Linked DNA regions of Homo sapiens: region 1 is linked to region 2. A link is a contact called in ENCODE Hi-C or POLR2A ChIA-PET data. All regions are on one chromosome and are shown on one strand. Each heading gives the region's core, a stretch centred on a gene start or an enhancer-like site at or near the end of the contact. The rest is flanking DNA. Distances are from core to core; before and after follow the strand shown.

What was found. A loop is a pair of places that touch in the nucleus more often than their neighbours do. ChIA-PET counts read pairs that join two places held with the same protein, here RNA polymerase II (POLR2A). Pooled maps may share reads with other maps.
Region 1: a pooled map shows a loop between it and region 2 (2.3-fold over the local background). The contact joins the enhancer-like site here to the promoter of LINC02458 in region 2. A Hi-C loop is called at or near these places in 1 of 168 maps with a recorded cell type or tissue (MCF 10A), 1 of 37 single-sample maps with no recorded cell type and 12 of 50 pooled maps. POLR2A ChIA-PET finds 5 or more read pairs at or near these places in 1 of 52 experiments (HCT116).

Annotation. Positions count from the first base shown.
Region 1 is chr12:89,154,138-89,157,512 of GRCh38, reverse strand. No RefSeq gene overlaps it. Among named protein-coding and RNA genes, the nearest start is that of LINC02458, 140 kb to the right of the region's middle. Within about 2 kb of position 1,477, at least 4 of the 41 ENCODE cell types and tissues checked have a DNase peak (open chromatin) inside an H3K27ac peak, as active enhancers do.
Region 2 is chr12:89,018,191-89,021,375 of GRCh38, reverse strand. It overlaps LINC02458 (long intergenic non-protein coding RNA 2458), which reads left to right and starts at 1,684. Exons shown (of 3, transcript NR_038385.1): 1 at 1,684-1,823.

The sequences.
Region 1 (3,375 bases), core at 228-2,727, 140 kb before region 2:
CTTTATGCTAGTGACAAGGTCGTAAACCCACCTGCATAGTCTCTGAGGTTTTTTTAATTTGTGCTCATTCAAAAGTGCTTCCTAATAGGAAATGGCACTTTCTAAACAGTGTCAATGAAGTTTAACCAGTGATTAATACAAAGTGATGGAATCTCCTTAAAATGGAGATTTCCAATTACCAATTAGAAATTTCCAATGACCAACAGAAAAAGGGCAAAAAGGTTTTCTGGAAGCCATGTGTCTGAATGTACTCACAGGCTTGTGAAGAAAGAAGAGCTTAATTAGACAGATGAGCAATTTCCTGAAAAGGCACATGCAGGCATTGGATTAAATCTCATTTCCTCCAAAAGAAGTATGATAACTATGATGATTAGCAACTCACTGTTTTGGGGCTTAGCCATCCTCCAGTTTATTTTCACTCAGTGGGAGTAAAGGAAGGTGATGCCACTGCTTTTGGGTTAAGTTCTCTTAGTCATGAATTTTGGATTTTTCTGAAGCAGAATGTGTGTTAAATTGAGCTCCAGATCATCTGAGCGTGGGATGCTATCTTACTGCTTGCCCTTGGTTAAGCTGCAATAATTTTGGCCAGAAGAATGTTCTAAGTCATCTCTCTGCTTTCAGTGGCTCAGGAAACAGAAACTAATTTTTATTTAAATCAATCCAAACCTGATTAGGAAAGGAGTTATGAAGCTACTACATGAAAGCATGAAATTCCTGCCAGAGCCAAACACATTCTTTTAAAATATTCTGTTGATTCCTTCCCATTTGGTTTGTCCATGTCACCTTGATCTCTCCATCAGGGCATATAACTAAGACTTTGCTATATTGAAACTTGATCATTTATTTCATCAATATCAAAAAGCTAACATTGACTTGAAAGATCAGAGAGTTGAAGTCCTCCCTGAAGGATATGAGCCTTAGCTTCCATTTCTTAGTGTTTCTGCTTCTTTGAAATAGGGAAGTTTATAGGTCTTACTTAGTTTCCTGGTGCCCACTGGTCTTTTGTTTTCCTGTGTTTTACAAAACTGAGTCACTGAAACCCTTCCTATTTCACCATCGTACAGACATGGTATCATTATTAAGAAAATAAAACTTTGTATTCTTTGTGGGCTGTCAGAAAATCTGGTTATTAAACACCATTATAGGAGACTGATCCAAGATACTTTGTATGTATTTAAACAGTTGGCCAGTGATGAAGAATAGCTATTCTTTTTAGAGTTGTTCTTTCTGTTGTCAAGTTTGGGTCAGTTGGACCAACTGAAATTTAGAAAGATAAATTGAGTACCAGGTTTTATTTAAATATATAAGAAGCTTATTTAAAGAAGAATTGTAAACATGCCCCTTTTCAATCAGAAATTAATTAAGGATTTTCTTTTTAAAGAGTGCTGGGAGTGAAACCTTGGCAAAGGTGAGATTTTGATAACTCCTACACAATACAGTGCAGGCTAGGAAAGAGGAAATAAGCAAATTCCCTAGGTTAGCCACAAAGAGTCAGTCTGATGGGCATTTTACTTGAGTTCATAAAAGGATCCCTTCTACCAAGTAAGCAAGTAAACTTGACACCAGAATTTGAATATATGGAAGTGATTTCTTAAAAATGTTCTTCTGGTGTTTTGAGAAGTTTGAGTCCAACAAAATTATCTTGGATATCATGTAATACATTTATAAAATTCACCATGATAGATTTCATAATGAGGTGAAGTTACTATAAGTATTTTAAATGATTGCAACTGATTTATAATTAGAGGATGAAAGAAGAAACCATGCGAACTCAAATTTTAGTAGAACTAATGCTGACATTCTTCTCCTTTCTATTTCTTCTTCTCTCTATATAACATTATGTGATTGATTTGTTCACTCCCCCTCCAACATAAACACACACAAAATTATTTTAGGGTAAGTGTTGAGGGGAGGTCCAAGCCAGAGTACACAGGTTCTGTCTGACTATTGGATATGTTTTGTCTGCCTCTACAGAGTGTTTAGAAATTTTTAAATGTATCCTCAACACCAAAGCCAAAAATCTAAATTTCTGGCTTCTCTTGAAAAATGAAGAGATCTTGTGTAACTGGGTCTGAAGTTTCTGTGTGGCCTCAAGAGGCTGGAGCTGAGCAGTGGCACTCACATCCCATTTCCAATAGCCATGAACAACAGGCATACTTAGGAAGTACCACAGGTTCTGTTCCAGACCACCATAATAAATTGAGTCACATGAATTTTTTGTTGTCAACAGAGGGCGTAAAATATTCAGTAAACCATGCAGTAAACAGATGTGCTGTCATCAGGCTTTGTTTTTTCATTTATAGAGCACATACAGAGTAGATTTAGCATCATTCTTAAGGACTCTAGGGTTTTCAGAATGGTAATGAGCATTGGCTTCACACTGAAGTTGAAGGGCACATAAAAGTTGTGTTTACACTATAGTCTGTTAAGTGTGCAATAGCATTATATCTAAAAAAATGTATATACCTCAATTTAAAACATTTTATTGCTAAAAGTGCTAACAGTCATCCCAGCCTTCAGCTCATCATAATCTTTTTACTGGTAGAGTGTATTGCCTCAGTGCTGACAGCTGCTGGCTGATAAGGGTGGTGGTTGCTGACGATTGGGGCGGCTGTGGCAATTTCTTAAGAGAATAAAGTTAGGACTTCATGTCTAAAACACCAAAAGCAATGGCAACAAAAGAAAAAATTGACAAATGGGATCTAATTAAACTAAAGAGCTTCTGCACAGCAAAAGAAACTACCATCAGCGTGAACAGGCAACCTACAAAATGGGAGAAAATTTTCGCAACCTACTCATCTGACAAAGGGCTAATATCCAGAATCTACAATGAACTCAAACAAATTTATAAGAAAAAAACAAACAACCCCATCAAAAAGTGGGCAAAGGATATGAAGAGACACTTTTCAAAATAAGACTTTTATGCAGCCAAAAGATACATGAAAAAATGCTCATCATCACTGCTCATCAGAAAAACGCATATCAAAACCACAATGAGATACCATCTCACACCATTTAGAATGGCGATCATTAAAAAGTCAGGAAACAACAGATGCTGGAGAGGATGTGGAGAAATAGGAACACTTTTACACTGTTGGTGGGACTGTAAACTAGTTCAACCATTGTGGAAGACAGTGTGGCGATTCATCAGGGATCTAGAACTAGAAATACCATTTGACCCAGCCATCCCATTACTGGGTATATACCCAAAGGACTATAAATTGTGCTGCTATAAAGACACATACACACATATGTTTATTGCAGCACTATTCACAATACAAAGACTTGGAACCAACCCAAATGTCCAACAACAATAGACTGGATTAAGAAAATGTGGCACATATACACTATGGAATACTATGCAGCCATAAAAAA
Region 2 (3,185 bases), core at 435-2,934:
AGCGATTAATTTGATGTGTGTTCCCATCAGAAGTGTATTAATATCCATTCATTCAAATCTTTACCAATGTCTGGCAATGTCAGACTTCTGTATTTTTGTGCATTTAGTTTTTCACAGGTGTACTCTCTTCCTGATGTCTATTCTGTTCTGGTCAATAAATTTGACTCTGTGTCTATACCACACAGTATTAATTATTCTACTTTTGCCTTTTTTTCTCTTTTTGACAGAGTCTTGATCTGTGGCCCAGGATAGAGTGCAGTGGTGTGATCTCGGCTCACTGCAACCTCCGTCTCCCGGGTTCAAGTGATTCTCATGCCTCAGCCTCCCAAGTAACTGGGACTGCAGGCCCGCACCACCATGCCAGGCTAATTTTTTAGCATTTTAGTAGAGATAGGGTTACACCATGTTGTCTATGCTGGTCTTGAGCTCCTGAGCTCAGGCAATCCACCCATTCAGCCTCCCAAAGTGCTAAGATTACAGGCATTAGCCACCGTGCCGGGCCGGCTTTTTATGCAACTTGTCTTGACAACAAATTATCAATGTTCTCAAAATACACTTTGGGATTTTGCTTTTCAAAAGAGGCCAATGCCACCTCAATCACAGCTTTCAAACCTCCTAGCTCAAGGTTCAATGTCCTTTTCCTAGAGTCAGACAGTTGGCCCTGCCAGATTGCTGTGCACTGTCTCAGAGTATGATAGGACAATATTGGAGGTCCCAGATGTCTGCTCCTTCTGTCTCCAAGAGCCATCCTGGTCAACACCGTGTTGGCAGGTCAAAATATGTGCTGCTTGGCCATTTGCCCTTTTATGCATGATCCTGTAAATATCTGTAAGCCACCACTTACTTATCTACTCTCCCAATTATGAGCACCCAGGTTACCTCCAGTTGCTGGACACTACAAACCACACTGTCATCTTTGTGCATATATGCTTGCAAGCCTGTGTGAGGATTTATTTGAGATATATGCCCAGGAATGAAATGGCTGGATCATAGGTTATGTAGATACTTTATCTGCTTAAATAAGAACAGCAGCACCAATGTACACTTTCACATTACTCAACATCTTTACCTATGTGTCTCTGCATGCACAGGTATAAAGTCTGGAAAATTACAGTTTTGGCCTTACTCACACAACTTCCTGAAAATAATTTCTCAACCCTAGTCCCCATACATCATGAAAAGAGCCTTTCCTTATGACAATGTGGACTTGTGCTTCTTTGTCCCACCAGGTCCCTATCTATCTTTCTGCCTCCTCCCTATGCATGAAGCACCTCATCCTCAAATTTGGGGAGATCCTGTCCAATTTAAAAATTCTGCTACTCAATCATACTAAAATAGAAAGCTATGATTGATTTTGATGAGTATGACTATCTATTTGGGGTGGGAAGAAGAGATGAACATGGTTTGTTTTTTAGATGGTAAAAACAACTAAATAGAACACTAAGAGATGTGAGCAAGCACTAGAGTGGTGCCAAAATTGTTCTTCGCTCTGATCCCTCCGTTCAACAGATCTATAAAGCCCTTCCCAGTCTCTCTTCAGATGCCAGGGCTACGGGATTCCACTGGCTGTAGCACCTCATCGCCTGCTGTAGGCTCCATGACTCGTTTCCAGTCTGCCATCTTGTGGTCCTTCCTGTTGCTGCATTCATACTGGTTTACCGAGAGGGCAACAGTGGATTTAGTAGACTTCACGTAGCTTGCGTCGCTGCTCCTGTCTCCGTGTAACTCACAATAAAGAGATTTTGGCATCAACCGTGAGCTTAGGGGTAGAAGGGTATATGTTAGGAGGTGGGAGCAGAATCAATTCTTCAAATCTTAATGATGTAAGTCATAAAGATGTTTCCTCGAGCCACTGTTGATTCATTGTTAATGATTCATTGTTAATGATTCATTACTGCGTTTTCTGCAACACTAAGAAACCGTTGTTTCTACTAACTTTATAAAAAACATATAAGATAAAGAACAAGTGAAAATCCAGATTTTTTTAATGAGGTATGTATACCTTCGTGGAAAATTTGAAGACAGAGACAATGTTTTACTATTTTCATTTTTGCACCTACAGTTTCTAGCATAGGCTTGGCATCTTGTAAATATTCAATAAATGTTTGTTGAATGAGTGCGTTAATTGATTCTCCTACCAGTCTGAGCTATCAGTTATGTCTCTGTGGCTAGATGGACACCATGTCTTCCATCCCTGCCAAGAGTTCAACTGAATTCAAGTTTATAAATGGAAATGTGTGTGTATGAAGGAATTAAAACAATTCAGAAAATATAAAGTTTTAAAAACGACCTTTCCTAGACATAGTCATTGTTAATAACTGGGTATGTATCTTTCTAGACCTTTTCAATATTTCTATGTATTTACATATATAAATATACAAATCTATACACACATATAGATTTATTAAAACATAAAAGGGGTTTCTTTGGGAAATAGTTCTTGAATTTGCTTATTTTTCTTACAGTTAATACGTGTAGGAGATCATTCCATGTCCATATGTAGAAGTCTATAGCATTCTGTTTGGCAGATGGATAGCATTACATAGTATAAATGTCTCATAATGTTAAAATCATTTCCCCTTTAGTGGAAATCTTTGTTCTTACAATGTTTTCCTGTACAATTCTTGGCCATGAAACTTGGTACACAAATGTGTCTTTCTGTAGGTCAGTGTCCATGAAGTGGGGTTGCTGGTCAAAGTATATATTGTATTTAAAATTTTTCACGAATACTCCTAAATTTATTATGAATTGATACAAAGGCCTTGTCTCACGAATTAAGATTAATAAGAAATACGGAAATCATTATTACTTTTTAATTTTTAGGGATGTATTTGACATGATCCTAAATAATGTGGCTGGCTGAACTTCCTGTTTCCTAATCATTTGTATATCTTCTAGATACTTCTATATATGCTGGCTTGAAAAACTGGCACAGAGAAGCATAACTGGGCTTGGTTTTTCTTTTTCTCGTTTCTCCTATGGAGAATTCTAAGCAGCAGGTAGCACCCTGGAGCACTGTGTTTGAGCTCTGAGAGCGGTCCTTCTATGGATTCAACTGGTTCACAAAAGAAAACTTTTGCAGTATCAATATTTGATATATGTTTGACTTCATATTATTACATGACATTTCTTTTTGTCATGAAAAATGAATACTTATTTATTATAGAAAATATTAAAAATGCAGA